Regions from separate parts of the Homo sapiens genome. Here region 2 is linked to region 1. A link is a loop called in an ENCODE intact Hi-C map of the cell type or tissue named here. Cell type or tissue: HepG2. All regions are shown on one strand. Region 1 overlaps EHHADH-AS1 (EHHADH antisense RNA 1). Region 2 overlaps VPS8 (VPS8 subunit of CORVET complex).

Region 1 (8,000 bases):
AGGCATCTTTGTTCCAAGCACAGTGCCTGCCCCACGGGAGTCCTAAGAAAGATTTGTGCCATTTGCTGCTGTCTCTCCCACTGCTGGGCACTAGCTTTGACTCCACTGTCTGTCCTACTGAAACTGCACGTACTAGTTTGGGCAGTGGTTCCCCAACCTGACTGTACATTGACACTTCCTGAGGAGTGCATAAAAATACCAGTTCCCTGGGCCAAGTCAGTCAGAATCTCCGGGGTAGTATTTTTTCAGAACTCCCCAGATTGTTCTTCTGTGCATCCAGAGTTGAGAACCACCAGTTTAGGACATTATTCAGAGCCCAACTAAGAGATTTTAATTCTGAGTCTGACTAGGGCACATGGGAAGCGCACCCCTGCTGACATGGTTGGTTGCTACGCAGAGCCTAGGGGAGTCAGGAAGCATCCCAGCTCCCTCTCAGTGCCCCTCTCTCCACACCCCCACCCCCATGAGGCTGAATACTTAGTGCAATCACTTTCACTTCTCCTTGGAGGGTAGCTGTTTAAACCCTTTTTCTGGGAACTGGCTCTGAACCTGCCTCAGCAATTCACATGCACTCCCATCATTGGCTCTAATCAGAGGGGCGGGGCACTTTACCTGTCATTATAGTACCTCGTTTCTCAGATATTCCCTTTAAGTGGAAGCATAGCACAGCAGTAATTCGGCGGATCCAATGAGAACCTGACAGGTATATAATTTTAGGGGCCCTTTTTAAGGAAAAGAGTACAAGATTACAAATCACAAAATTGCCAGGGCCTTCCTGAAGTCTTGGAAAGAGCCCCTGCCAAGAGCTGTAAGCTTTGCTAGCTTCGGAGTAAATCTGCTTCTGAGAATAATGGCTGCCATTTATTGTGTCAATATGTATCCGAGACTTTTTATATATAGCTGTGCTTACAACAAACAAGCAAGGATGTATTATCCTCCTTTTACAAACAAGGAAACTCAGGCAGGGAAAAAATTCGTTGTTTATTTCAGGTCGCATATGTGAGACTAGAATTCAAACTCATTTCTGACTGGCTTGTGAACTCAAAATCTTTCCACCACACTAACAAATTCCAGCATCTACAAAGGTTATGCACGCCGGGGACCCAGAAGAAGCAAGCAAATCCATATATATACTGAGTATTCTACGTAGACTGAAAAATTAATGTGACTTGCATATGTGTGGGCCACTTTTTACATTATGTAGGTGCCGCTGTAATTAATCAAGTCATTTGAAAGCACGTGTTACTCAATAGCTTCAATTATAGTGTCTTTTCTCAATCAACAGATACAAAAGGTACAACCCCCCCTTTTTTTTTTTTGAGACGGAATCTCGCTCTTGTTGCCCCGGGTGGAGTGCAATGGCACGATCTTGGCTCACTGTAACCTCCACTACCCGGGTTCAAGTGATTCTCCTGCCTCAGCCTCCTGAGTAGCTGGGATTACAGGTGCACACCACCATCTGGAGCTAATTCTTGTATTTTTAGTAGAGACGGGGTTTCACCATGTTGGCCAGGCTGCTCTAAAACTCATGACCTCAGGTGATCTGCCTGCCTCGGCCTCCCAAAGTGCTGGGATTTCAGGCGTGAGCCACCACACCCGGCCTAAAGGTACAACTCTTATATGAGCATCTGCAAAACTTGGTTGTGTTAAAAAGGAAGCATGGTGCTGGAAAGTATCGGAAGCTCACTGTATTAATGGTGAAGTGGTACAGCTCATGTTCCCTGAGCCTGTCGTGGTCAGGCTCTTTCCACAGGGCTCCAAATTCTCAAACAGTGGTCTCTAAAATGGGGGATTACAAGACAATCTATTGGAGTCAAGGAAGAAAATATCAGAAATTATATTTATATTTATTTTTAACATTGCCTTTTAAAATGTCCGTATATGTTTGTGTTTCATGAGGTATATACTAATGTTATTACAGTAGCATATGTGTGTGATTTATAAATAAGTACAAATTGCATAGCATAATAATTAGTAGCATAGACTCTAGAGCCAGATTGCCCACGTTAAAATCTTGGGTTTATCACCCAGAGACGGGTTGATAGGTGCAGCAAACCACCATGGCACATGTATACCTATGTAACAAACCTGCATGTTCAGCACATGTATCCCACAACTTACAGTAAAAAAAAAACCAAAAAACAAAAAAACAGCTGGGCACAGTGGTGCATGCCTGTAATCCCAGCACTTTGGGAGGCCGAGGCAGGCAGATCACGAGGTCAAGAGATCGAGACCACCCTGGCCAACACGGTGAAACCCCCATCTCTAAAAATACAAAAATTAGCTGGGCATGGTGGCGCACACCTATAGTCCCAGCTGCTCAGGAGGCTGAGGCAGGAGAATCACTTTAACCCAGGAGGCGGAGGTTGCAGTGAGCCGAGATTGCGCCACTGCACTCCAGCCTGGCAACAGAGCAAGACTCCGTCTCAAAACAAAAACAAAATCAAAAACAAAACAAAAAACAAATAAACAAACAAAAAACTTGGGTTTATCTCTGTGTGTCCTTGGAAAAGTAATCTTTCTGTGCTTCAGTTTCCTCATCTGTAAAACGGTGATAATAATACTGGAATGCCTACTGCATAGGGGTATTGTGAGAATTAAATGAGTTAATACAAGCAGAATATTTAGAATGCTGCTCTGCAATATTAGGGGTGGTGTATGTTTTTTCAATGATAAATACAGTGATCCACAGATGATGAACTTGATGGGTGGACAGAGAGAGTGTGCTGTCCTGTTCTGATTTTAGGAAAACAAAAGAAAAAAGGACAATTATTATTATGCATATACACATATTTTAAGGTATATTAAAGATGCATTTTGTGTCTGTCTCTTTCTCTCGTCTGTCTCTCTTTAACCCAAAAACGGTGTGGTTTTACACATTTGGCAATTATGGCTCCAAATATTCTACTAACTAGAGGCACAAAAACAAACAGCTCTGGGGCATCAGAGCAAGACCACTCCCCAAATTGCCCCTTTCGCTTAAGCCAGCCTCTAGCCTTGGAATCTGGCTAGCACTGCCAGGTTGCCTAAGTCCACAAGCAGTAAAAGAGGGCCCTAGTATGCTGGGGTTATTTATCTTGGTGTTGTCCTCTGGCCCAGCCCTGCCCAGGAACAGGAGACAGACGGCCACACAGAGCCTTGCCTCTGATAACTGGGGGGTGGAGAGGTTGAGAAACAACGCTTCACTCAGCAACTTCCTGCTCCCTCCGAGGAAGAAGAAAGGGGTGTCTGTGCTAGAGCCACTCCCTTGCCAGCAGCCCAGCAGAACAGCTGCTGATCCTCTGCATCCCCACGTCCCGGCGGAGGCCCTGGGAAGTGGGAACATCAGCTGGAGAGAAAAGGAGAAAGCAGTACATTGAGTGTTGCTTAGGCCGCCTGCTTCGCTTTCTTCTCTCGCTCTCCCCAGAGACAATCTCGTGGCCTGTGTTTCCCCGCAGGCAGGCCCCAGCGCCCTCAAGCCCAGATGTCTGCTGTCCACGCTCTTCTGACTTCCGGAAAGCTAACATCTCAGATTCCCTCTCCCTGAAGGACCTTTGGGAAGTCCCAACCCCCACCCCAGGCTCTTCACTCCCCCCGGGTCTGCTTCTCATTCTCTCAGATAGATTTATAACTTATGTAAATAAATGTACATGATTAGCCAAGTGATTATGTAAATGGCGCCTTCCTTTTCTCGTCCCAATTCTGGTGACAATAATGATTAAAAGATGGAAAATAGAGTCAACATGTAAAAGGTAAAGAAGCTGGAATTTAATCTGAAAAAGCAAGTGTAATGCCTATTTCACGGCAAGGTTCCATTTGCACAAAGGATAAAATAAAAGAGGTCACTGACTCTCAAATTTCCATGAAAGCTCTAAAACGGTAGCAAATCAGGTAAAATCTGACTACCTATATTCACTGATTTTCTCATTAAAATTAGTGGCTCTTAGGAAATGGCCAGGTAGACTAATTGCTATACTGTATGAATGGCTCGTACTATGATTACAGTGATATACAGTATATAGCATACACTCAAAAAAATCCCTGAATTTACTAATAGACAAAATATCTGTGTAGAAAGAGCCACAAATCCAACTGTTAAATTATTATTTTTAAAATTCTTGCCCATATTTTAAAGAATTAATAAAGCTAGCTTTTCAGGAACCATGTAAGAATAAGCAATTGGATTTTAAAAATTGAAATGGTATTATTATGCTCACTCTTGTAGGCTGAACAAGAGCTACAAAAAATTGTGTACATCTTACATAATATTTTAACTCTGGGAAGCCAAGTACATAATGATCATGAAAATCTACTAATTTCAAATGCTGCTGCAGCTGAAATTCTATCTCCAATTTCCACCGACTCACATTGCCTATTATTTATGAAACTGACCCGCATCCCACCCATGCACAAGTTCCAGGAGCCTACAGAACATTTTGTCTAAAGTAATAAAAACAATATTAGAGAACCGCTATTGAACATAGAAATTATATTCTATTACTTAGTTAATAGTTGACCCCGAACTCAGAATTTTTAAGAAAACTTCTCAACAGCACCATCTGGTGGGCAGTGCAGCAAAAACACAAAACAAAACACAGCAAGACGAAACCCACACTCCATACTTTGAGTTCTTGGAAGTGATTATCAATTGCGCTTCATTAAGTTTGTTTTATTTTCCAACGTAGAGTCTACATTATGAGATGTTTCCGAGGGCCAGTTGGGTAACTGACAATTTAGTGGTATGGCCAAGACGTTTTCTGTAACAGTTCATATTTCAAATACTCATACATTCTAATAACAAATATTCTTGAGTTTTATATTCTTTGTTATGTAATATTATTGTCTCGAAAAAGTGGATTTGTAAATTGTACAATGAAATGTAATTTGATTTTTAATTCCTTTAAATTTTTTTTTTTGAGGCAGAATCCAGGCTGGAGTGCAGAGGCATGATCTTGGCTCATGGCAACCTCCACCTCCTGGGTTCAAGCAATTCTCCTGCCTCAGCCTCCTGAGTAGCTGGGACTATGAGATTTTTTTTTAATGTAAGTCACAAATCATCAAACTTTTTTTGGATCATTTGTTCTATAATTAGGGGTGGGTAGACAAGGCGAAAGTTAGGTTACCAATGGAAATTTGGCTTTTACATTTCTTACGTTAAGCTGTGCCAGGTAGTTTTGAGGCAGATGATGGATGAGCAATCTTTCTACGGCCTTCCTTCAGTGTTCTAACATAGCCTGGGCTAATCTCCAGCATGCAGAACACAAGGTGGGATCTTTTAGAATGGCTAGTCTAAGACAAGGTATAAACTAAGATTTTTATTTCTTCAACAAATATATTGAGCATCTCCGATGTCCAGGCACTGGTCTAGGTTCCAGACACAACAACAAACAAAACACCAAAAATGACTGCTTGTAAGGAGTTGATATTTTAGAGGGGGAAGCATAGAAAGTATTGTCAGACAGTAACTGTGCTATGAAGAAAATGCAAGATCAAGGAGACAGGGAATATTGGGGAAGGGAATGGTTGCTGTTGATACGGAATCATCAGAGAAAGCCCTTCTAACAAGGTGACTTCAAAGCAGAAGGAAAGAAGTGAGGCAGAAATCTGTGCAATAGCTGAGGGAAGTGAGTTTCAGGTAGACAGAATAGGAGGTGCAAAGGCCCTGGGGTGGGAGTTTGCTTGGCATGTTCAGAAAATACCAAGGAAGCCACGTTGGCTTGGACAGAGAATGAGCAAAACATTCAGAAGGTGAGGTCAGGGAGCTAATGGGGTTAGATCATGTAGGGTCTTGTAGCATTGTAAAGGCTGGTTTTTACTCTAAATAAGATAGAAAACCACGGACTATTTTGAATACAAGAGCTATTCTGGCTGTTGTGTTGATATGGTTGTAGTAAAACAAGGGCTGAAGCAGGGAGTCCAGTTAAGACACCATTGCCTCAGAGGAGAGGCAATAATAGGTTGGACCCAGTGATAGCAGAGAAGGCAGTGATAAATAGTTGTATTCTGAATATATTTGCTGGTAGAGCCACCGAGATTTACTGATGGATTAGATGCGGAGAGTGAGATAAAGAGAAGAGCTGAGGATGACACTAAGGTGTATGTCCTGAGCAAATGGCAGAATGGAGCTATCACTTACGGAGAATGGGGCAGATTTACAGAAGTCTGTTTTGGGGGAGGACTGGAAGGGGGATGGAGAATATCAGGAGCTCAATTTGAACATGTTAAGTCTTAGATATCCACTAGACATCCTAACATAAATGTCAAATAGACAAACAAGGGAGAGGTCTAGGCTGAAGGTACGAATTTAGGAGTTCTCTGTGTACAGATGATATTGAAAACCACGAAACTAAATGAGATCACTGAGACAGCAGGTATGGAGCATGAAAAAAAGAGATTCAAGGCCTGGGCCCTGGGCTCTCCACTATTTAGAGGTGGGGGAGATAGACAACCAGTAATGGAAACTGAGCAGGAGACCAACGAGGTGGAAGAAATAAAGAGGCTGGTGAAGTCCTGGAATCAGGCAAAGCAAGCTTTGTAAGGAAGAGGGAATGATCGATGAGCTAAGTGAGATGAAAACCAGGAATTGATCACTGGATTCAGCAATAAAAGTGTCACTGGTTGGCCATGCGCGGTGGCTCACTCCTGTAATCCCAGCACTTTGGGAGGCCGAGGCAGGTGGATCACGAGATTAGGAGTTCAAGATCAGCCTGGCCAAGATGGTGAAACCCCATCTCTACTAAAAATTAGCTGGGCATGGTGGTGAGTGCCTGTAATCCCAGCACTTTGGGAGGCCGAGGCGGGTGGATCACGTGGTTAGGAGTTCAAGATCAACCCGGCCAAGATGGTGAAACCCAGTCTTTACTAAAAATTAGCCAGGCATGGTGGTGAGCGCCTGTAATCCCAGCTACTTGGGAGGCTGAGGCAGAGAACTGCTTGAACCCGGGAGGCAGAGGTTGCAGTGAGCCAAGATTGTGCCACTGCACTCCAGCCTGGGTGACAGAGCAAGACTCTGTCTAAAAAATAATAAAAAAAAAAGTGTCACTGGTGGACTTGACAAAGGCAGTATTGGTAGAGTGGTGGTGATCAAAACCTGACTGGAGTAGGTTTAAGGAAGAATGAGAGGAAAAGATAGGAAACAATGAGAAAAATCAGTAGAGAAGTTTTGCTGTGAAGAAGAAGCAAGCTGGTAGCTGGAAGGGGAAATGGGATCAAATTTTTTTAATAGAAAAAGGATTTTTAAACAAGATTTTATTTAAGATGGAAGAAAGTACAACTTTATGTACTGATTAGAAAGAAGCTGTAGAGAGAGGGAAGTTGATGAAGCAGAAGAAAGGGGAGAGAATTGCTGGGACCAGGTATTTGAGTAGGTGAAGGGAGATGGTATCTAGAATATAGCAGAGGAGCTGATTTTTAATAGATGGGCAGATAGTTTATTTACAGAAACAAGAGGGAAGGCAGAATATGTGAGCACAGATGCAGGGAGGTGGGTAGATGTGTTGGTGGGCACTTGAGGAAGCTCTCCTGATTGTTTCTATTTTCTCAGTGAAAGAAGCAAGGACATCAGCTGAGAAGGAGGATGGAGAAGGAGGTGACAGAATCTGGAAGAATAGGAGGTACGAAAGAATCATCTAGAGGAATGGGGGAATGAATGGTCTAAAGAAATGTGGTAGCATGGCCTCCTTAAGGTTAAGGAGCATACATTTTTTAGTGAGTACATTCTTCTCTGAATTCCAGTATTAACATTCTACATCATTCATTTGGCACTTGACACTCGTTACATTCAATTATCGATTAACTGTTCTTGAGAGTTCTATCTCCCTCTTTTTCCTGATTATACCTCACTTGTTAGGGCCTCAACTAACATGCCATAAGGAATCATTTAAAACCACATAACTGAGGGCTTCAGAAAATGTGAGAACATACGTGTGGCCCCTTGCTGCTGTGACTGTGCAGGGCGAGCCATCTAATTCTCCAGGGCAGTGTTATCAAGTCCATGGGGTTAATCTACATCAAACCACATC
Region 2 (8,000 bases), 200 kb before region 1:
GGCCTTTGTTACCTAGATATATTGCATGGTGGTGAGGTTTGGAGTATGAATGAATAATCTGTCTCCCAGGTGGTAAGCATAGTACCCGATAGGTAGTTTTTATTCAACTCTTATCCCCCTCCTTCCTTCTTATATTCCCCAGTGTCTATTGTTCTCATTTTTATGACCATATGCCCAATGATTAGCTCTCACTTATAAATGAGAACACGTGGTATTTGGTTTTCAGTTTCTGCGTTAGTTTGCTTAGGATAATGGCCTCCAGCTCCATTTATGTTGCTGCAAAGGACATGATTTCATTCTTTTTATGGCTGCATAGTATTCCATGGTGTATATGTAACACATTTTCTTTATCCAGTCCACTGTTGATGGGCACTTTCTTGAGTCCATGTCTTTGCTATTGTGATAGTGCTGCAGTCAACATATGGTACATGTATCTTTTTGATAGAATGATTTCTTTTCCTTTGGGTATATTCCAAATGGTGGGATTGCTGGGTCAAATGGTAGTTCAACTCTCGGTTCTTTTGAGAAATCTCCAAACTGCTTTCCACAGTAGTTGAACTAATTTACATTCCTACCAATAGTATATGTAAGTGTTCCCTTTCCTCCGCAGCGTTGTGAATGTCCGCTATTTTTTGACTTTTTAACAAAAGCCATTGTCACTGGTGTGAGATGGTATCTTATTGATTTGCATTTCTCTGATGATTAGTGATGCGTAGCATTTTTTTTCATATGTTTATTGGCCACTTGCGTGTCTTCTTTTAAGAAGTGTCTGTTAATGTCCTTTACCCACTTTGTAATGGAGTTATTTGTTTTTTGCTTGTTGATGTAAGTTCCTTATAGATTCTAGATATTAGACATTTGTCAGATGCATAGTTTGTGAATATTTTCTCTCATTCTCTAGGTTGTGTGTTTACTCCATTGATAGTTTCTCTTGCTGTGCAGAAGCTCTTTAGTTTAATTAGGTCTCATTTTTCAGTTGTTTTTGTTGCAGTTTCTTTTGAGGACTTAGCCATAAATTCTTTACCAGGGCTGATATTAAGAATAATATTTCCTAGGTATTCTTCTAAGAGTTTTATACTCTGAGGTCTTACATTTAAGTCTAATCCATCTTAAGTTGATCTTTGTATATGGTGATACATAGTTCCCTAGTTTCATTCTTCTGCATATGGATACCCAGCTATCCTAGCACCCTTTCTTGAATAGGGAGTCTTTTTCTCATTGCTTATCTTTTTTTTTTTTTTTTTGTCAACTTTTTCAAAGCTCAGATGGTTGTGGGTGTGGGTCAGCTTTTGGATATGTTGCTGGATTTGGTTTGCTAGTATTTTGTTGAGGACCTTTGCATGTATGTTCATCAGGAATATTAGCCTGATGTTTTCTTTTTTCTTTTTTTTTTTTTTTTATTGTGTCTCTGCCAGGTTTTGGTATCACAGTGATGCTGGCCTCATAGAATAAGTCAGGGAGGAGTCTCTCCTCCGTAATTTTTTTGGAAGAGTTTCAGTAGAATTGGTGCCAGGTTTTTTTTATATGCCTGGTAGAATTTGGCTGTGAATCCATCTGGTCCTGGCCTTTTTCTCATTGGTAGGCTTTTTATTACTGCTTCAATTTCAGAACTTGTTATATTGATCTGTTCAGGGTTTCAGTTTCTTTCTGGTTCCATCTTGGAAGGTTGTATGTTTCCAGGAATTTATTCATTTCTTCTAGGTTTTCTAGTTTGTGTGCATAGAGGTGTTTATAATAGTCTCTGAGGGCTATTTTTTATATTTCTGGGGGTCAGTGTTAATGTCCCCTTGTCATTTCTGACTGCGTTTATTTGGATCTTCTCTCCTTTTCCCTCCTTCCGTCATTCCTTCCATCCTTCTGTCCGTCCATCCGTCCTCCCTCCCTCCCTCCTTCTCTTCTTCCCTCTTTCCTTCCTTCTTTTTTTGTTTTTGAGGCAGGGTCTTGCTCTGTCACCCTGGCTGGAGAGCAGTGGTATGATCGACCTCCCAGGCTCAAGCAATCCTCCCACCTCAGTTTCCCAAATAGAGTAGCTGGGACTATAGGCACACACCACCACACCCTGCTAACTTTTGTGTTTTTGTAGAAACAGGGTCTCCCCAGGTTGCTCAGGCTTGTCTCGAACTCCTGGACTCAAGCAATCTCCCCACCTCAGCCTCCCAAAGCTGGGATTACAATTGTGAGCCATCGCACCTGGCCTCTCTTTTTCTTACTAGTTAGTGGTCTAGAAATCTTATTTATTCTTTCAAAGAATTATCTTTTGGTTTCATTAGTCTTTTATCTGTTTTTTCTTGTCTCAATTGTATTCAGTTCAACTCTGATTTTGGTTGTTTCTTCTCTAGCTTTGGGGTTGGTTGGCTCTTGTTTTTCTAGTTCCTCTAAGTGTGATGTTAGATTGTTAATTTGAGATCTTTCTAACTTTTCGATGTGGGCATTTAGCACTATAAACTTACCTCTTAACACTGCTTTAGCTGTGTCCCAGAGATTCTGGTATGCTGTATCTTTGTTTTCATTGGTTTCAAAGAATTTCTTGATTTCTGCATTAATTTCATTGTTTTTACCCAAAAGTCATCCAGTAGGGTTGTTTAATTTTCATTTAATTGCATGGTTTTGAGAGATCTTCTTAGTACTGATTTCTGTTTTTTTAATGTTGTGGTCTGGGAATGTGGTTGGTATGATTTTCATTTTTTTAAATTTGTTGAGTATTGTTTTATAGCCAGTCATGTGGTTGATTTTAGAGTATGTGCCAGGTGGAGATGGGAAGAATGCATATTCTGTTATTATTGGGTGGAATGTTCTGCAGATGTCACTTAGATCCATTTGGTCAGGTGTCACATTCAGGTCCTGAGTATCTTTGCTAGTTTTCTGCCTCGATAATCTGTCTGATACTGTTAGTGGAGTATTGAAGTCTCCCACTATTATTGTGTGATTATCTAAGTCTCGTCATAGGTTTCTAAGAACTTGTATTATATATCTGGTGCCCCATTGTTGGGTGCATATGTATTAGGATACTTAAGTCTTCTTGTTGAATTGAGCCCTTTATCATTATTTAATACCTTTATTTGTCTTTTTTGTTCATTGTTGTTTTAAAGTCTCTTTTGTCTGAAATTAGAATAGCAACCCCTGCTCTTTTTTATTTTTTTGTTTGCTTGGTAGATTTTTCTCCATCCATTTTCTTTGAGTCTATGGGTATCATTGCGTGTAAGATGGATCTCTTGGAAGACAGCATACTATTGAGTCTTGCTTCTTTATCCAGCTTACCACTCTGTGCCTTTTAAGGGCAGCATTTAGCCTGTTTATGTTCAAGGATACTATTGTTATGTGCAGATTTGATCCTGTCATCATGTGTTTAGTTGGTTGTTGTGCAGACTTCATTGTAGTTGCTTTATGGCGTCAGTGGTCTATGTACTTAAGTGTGTTTTTTGTGGTGGCCAGTAATAGTCTTTTGTTTCCATGTTTCGCTTGAGGACCTCTTGTAAGACATGTCTGGTGGTAACGAATTTCCTTAGCATTCATTGTCTGAAAATGATTTTATTTCTCCTTTGCTTATGAGGTTTAGTTTGTTTGGATATGAAGTTTTGGGTTGGAATTTTTTTCTGTAAGAATGCTGAGTATAAGCCCCCAATCCCTTCTGGTTTGTGTGGTTTCTGCAGAAAAGTCCACTGTTTGCCCAATGGGGTTCCCTTTGTAGGTGACCTGCCCCTTCTTTCTAGCGGCCTTTAGTTTTTTTTTTCATGTTGACCTTGGAGATCTGATGACCATGTGTCTCGGTAATGGTCATCTTGTATAATATCTCACAAGGGTTCTCTGCATTTCCTGAGTTTAAATGTCAGCTTCTCAAGGTCAAGAACCTAGCAAGGTTAGGGAAATTTTTGTGGACAGTATCCTCAAATATGTTTTCCAGGTTGCTTGTCCTCTCTCCCTCTCTTTCAGGAATGCCAAAGGTTTGGTGTCTTTACATAATCTCATATTTCCTGGAGGTTTTGTTCATTTTTTTTCTTTTTTTCTTTGTTTTTGCCTTTATTTTTTATTTGAAGAACTGGTCTTCATTTTTTATTTGAAGAACTGGTCTTTAACCTCTGAGATTCTTTCTTCAGCTTGATCTACTCTGCTGTTAATTCTCCCAATTGTATTACATGATTCTTGCAGTGAGTTTTTCAGCTCTAACAGATCAGTTTGGTTCTTTCTTAAAATGGCTATTTCATCTTTCAGCTCTTGTATCATTTTATTAGATTCCTAAGATTCATTGGATTTGGATTCAACTTTCTCCAGAATCTCAAACATCTTCATTCCTATCCAGATTCTGAATTCTGTATCTGTCATTTCAGCATTTCAGCATGCTTAAGATCCATTGCTGGGGAACTAGTGGGGTTGTTTGCTGTTAAGAAGAAACTCTGGCTTTTTGAGTTTCCAGAGTTCTTTCTCATCCGTATAAGCTGGTGTATCTTTAATATTTGAAGTTGCTGTACTTTGGATGGCATTTTTTGCTTTTGTATTCTTTGATGCCTTTGAAGGTTTGACTGTGGTATAATGTGGGGTCAGTCAACTGTCTTCATTTCCGGAAGATTTCAGGGGGCCAAGGCTCAGCTCAGCACTACTGAGCTGCTTGTTCTAACCCTGAGTGGCTGAGACCAGGCCTATGGCTTTGTGCTCTGGCCCCTCAGGCTTATGTACTTGCTGCATTGGAGGAGCTGAAATGTTTCTGGTCAGCTGGTAGCAATGCTCCAGTGGGGGCTGCCAGCTAAAGCACTTTGTTGAGGCAGTGGCTGCAGAGTCCAGAGTCCATCCTTGTGTGTGTGTGCCAGCAGCAACAGCGGCATGACAGGTGCACATGCTTGTGCCAGCATGGACAGCAGTGGTGTGGGGTGTGCTGCACACCAGCAGAGGTGGGGTGGCAGCGTCTTCATGGGAGCAGGGCAGCAGTGGGTTCTTTTTTTTTTTTTTTTTTTTTTGAGACCGAGTCTTGCTCTTCTTGCCCAGGCTGCAGTGCAATGGCGTGATCTCGGCTCACTGCAACCTCCGCCTCCCAGGTACAAGCGATTCTCCTGCCTCAGCCTCCTGAGTAGCTGGGATTACAGGCACCTGCCACCACGCCTGGCTAATTTTTTTGTATTTTTAGTAGAGACGGGGTTTCACCATGTTGCCCAGGCTGGTCTTGAGTTCCTGACCTCAGGTGGTCTGCCCGCCTCGGCCTCCCAAAGTGCTGGGATTACAGGCGTGAGCCACCATGCCTGGCCATTCATTAATAAATATTTTTCCTAAGGTTTAGGAAGAACACAGAATTTAGAGTCAGGTAATTGACTGGCTGTGTGATCTTTGAAAAATTACTTAACTTCAGTGAGCCTCAATTTCATATCTCTAGTGAAGATAATACCTACTGTATAAGGTTATTATGAGATTGAAATGCAAAAATGTAAATGTAAAGCATTTAATAGTGATTAACATAATATAAATAAATGATAGTTTTTTTTTTAATCTCTTGACATGGTTGATCATGTTAACTGATACAGTTTTAACTTCTATTTCCTGGTCCGTGATGACTTAGGAAATACAAGATAATGCTTGATGTAGAAAAAACTTTGGATAACCTTTACTCATTTTTCTTGCTTGACATAGCTAAAGGAAATTGGGTGGGGGACAGCTAGTGGGGGTGCTTATTTCTTTATGCAGCAATAGTGTTATTTTAAACTTTGTCAGTGATAAATTTTTAATAGAGTAGATAAGAATCTAGCAGGAAGCTCTTTCCTGGCTTCTTTGAACCTGCCCTCCCCTGAGACACATAAGATTGCAGTTCCGAGGCCTAGACTTACTTAACAGTGGCCTCCTTACGTTTCCCAGGGCTTCATGATAAAGATGCCTGTTCTAGCTGTGGTTTCTGCTTTGTATTGTCTTTTTTTTTTTTTGCCCCAAATATTTCCATTTTTATTTTTTCTAATGTTTACCAACAAATGTATGTGAGAAGTACGTTTCAACCTGTAAAACATCATGCTGATGTTAGTTATTCTTTTGTTTTTCATTGTTTTCTTTGACCACTTTTCTTTTTCTTTGATTTTCTCTGACATTATAGGCACTTTGGTTTCCGTTATTGGAGGCAATGATGGCCCCTCAGAAGCTGTCCAGTTCAGCCATTCCTCATCTACACTCTGAAGGTAAGTTCTTCAGAATTCAAGTGACTGAGTCCACCTGTATCATCAGTCCAATATTTGTCTGCAGAAACTATCAGTATAATATCTTTTTCCAATAGCATATTCTTATGATTTTTCCTTAATGAAACCATATAGTATGGTTGATCTCATCTTTCATGTTTCTTTCTGATGTTCCACTCATATAATTTATCTTAAGTAATTGTAGTCTTTGTAACTTGTCAACAGTTAATTTTAAAATATCAAAGAGGCCTTGGTTAGCTAAGTTTCTAAGAAGCTATATAAATGCACTGTTTTTCCACAGACTTATAGGAAAAACTGAAAACTCTTATTTTAAACTAACCTTAATGTTAATATTTTGTTATAACAGCTCTGAAGTCTTTGACCATGCAAGTTTTAAATAGCATGGCAGCATTTATTGCCCTTCCATCAATCTTGCAAAGAATCTTACAGGTGAGTTAAAAGGGGTGAATATTAAATATTGATTTCAACTAACATTTTAGTTATATATAAATAACAGTGAATTGGGCTAATATTTAAATGGATCTCAAGCATAATGCAGCTAATTTTTGGCAATAGCTAAATATCTAAATATCTAACTTCCGACCCTCATTCTTGAATCTTTTCTGTCAGTTTTTTGGTGTGACTTTGCCTGACATAAGCTTGTGACCTTCAGTTAGGGCGTGCGGCCTTCAGATATTCCCTGTTGCCTTGGGATTCAGATATACAAGTTTCCTATTGGTTTGCTAACTGGGAGGGAGTTATCAGCTGATTATAATTTTTAGATTCCAAAAAGATAATCTAAAAATTAATACAGGAATTTCCTAAGCATTGGTTGTTATTTAGGCTTTCTAACTCATCCTAAAATTATTTTTGTCTTGAATACTCATCCTTGACTCTAAATTCTAGCTGGCTTTGTGTCCAAAGCTTTTGTAGGAAGCATTATTTTGGTTTGCTTCTTTCAACAAAAAAGCCTGAACCTTCTCGGCTTCATCAAAAGAGAACACTCAAAATACTCCAAGATATATTTTTAGAAAAAAACCTGTGAGCATTCTTGGGGAAACAACAGGAATTATACTTAGAATCCATTTTGTCTATCCTCACTTTATTCAGTATAGGCATACATGTGCATGCACCCCGCCCCCCTCCCACACACATACAAAGCAAACCGTAATATGATGCCATTAGTCTTTATAATTTTCAAATGATTTTTATTCAATGAAGAATGTTCCTGTCAGCTCTTTTAAGACTCACCAAGCTTGGCCGGGCGTGGTGGCTCACGCCTGTAATCCCAGCACTTTGGGAAGCCGAGGCGGGCGGATCATGAGGTCAGGAGATCGAGACCATCCTGGATAACACGGTGAAACCCCGTCTCTACTAAAAATACAAAAAAATAGCCGGGCATGGTGGCAGGCGCCTGTAGTCCCAGTTACTTGGGAGGCTGAGGCAGGAGAATGGCGTGAACCCGGGAGGCAGAGTTTGCAGTGAGCCGAGATCGAGCCACTGCACTCCGGCCTGGGCAACAGAGCGAGACTCCGTCTCAAAAAAAAAAACTCTACTTCCCATCTGATATTAAGCTTCTGGGGCTTTTCTGATAAAGATGACTACATCCTGTAGTCTTTGTCATTACATGGTATACTATCATTTAGAATACTTTTTTTTTTTTTTTTTGAGACAGTTTCACTCTTGTTGCCCAGGCTGGAGTGCAATGGTGTGATCTTGGCTCACCGCAACCTCCGCCTCCTGGGTTCAAGTGATTCTCTTGCCTCAGCCTCCCGAGTAGCTGGGATTAGAGGCATGTGCCACCACGCCCAGCTGATTTTGTATTTTTAGTAGAGACCGGGTTTCTCCATGTTGGTC

What was found. A loop is a pair of places that touch in the nucleus more often than their neighbours do. Peaks named below come from ENCODE experiments on the same cell type or tissue, not always from the same donor. Only the 100,000 strongest peaks of a DNase experiment are listed, where the experiment ranks them.
Region 2: it touches region 1 in a loop (2.7-fold over the local background); 3 of 110 quality-filtered maps call a loop at or near these places.

Annotation. Positions count from the first base shown.
Region 1 is chr3:185,172,418-185,180,417 of GRCh38, forward strand. EHHADH-AS1 (EHHADH antisense RNA 1) reads left to right here. Exons shown (of 7, transcript NR_038990.1): 2 at 4,903-5,021; 3 at 7,523-7,592. Among named protein-coding and RNA genes, the nearest start is that of EHHADH-AS1, 14 kb to the left of the region's middle. RefSeq lists enhancers at 2,793-3,317, 3,064-3,358, 3,318-3,842. In HepG2, a CTCF peak has its summit at 4,550 (motif pointing left); DNase peaks (open chromatin) are centred at 3,144 and 4,544; H3K4me3 peaks cover 1,711 bases.
Region 2 is chr3:184,976,502-184,984,501 of GRCh38, forward strand. It overlaps VPS8 (VPS8 subunit of CORVET complex), which reads left to right. Exons shown (of 48, transcript NM_001009921.3): 41 at 6,065-6,146; 42 at 6,511-6,593. Among named protein-coding and RNA genes, the nearest start is that of VPS8, 170 kb to the left of the region's middle. In HepG2, no CTCF peak of the experiment used is centred here; a DNase peak (open chromatin) is centred at 4,730.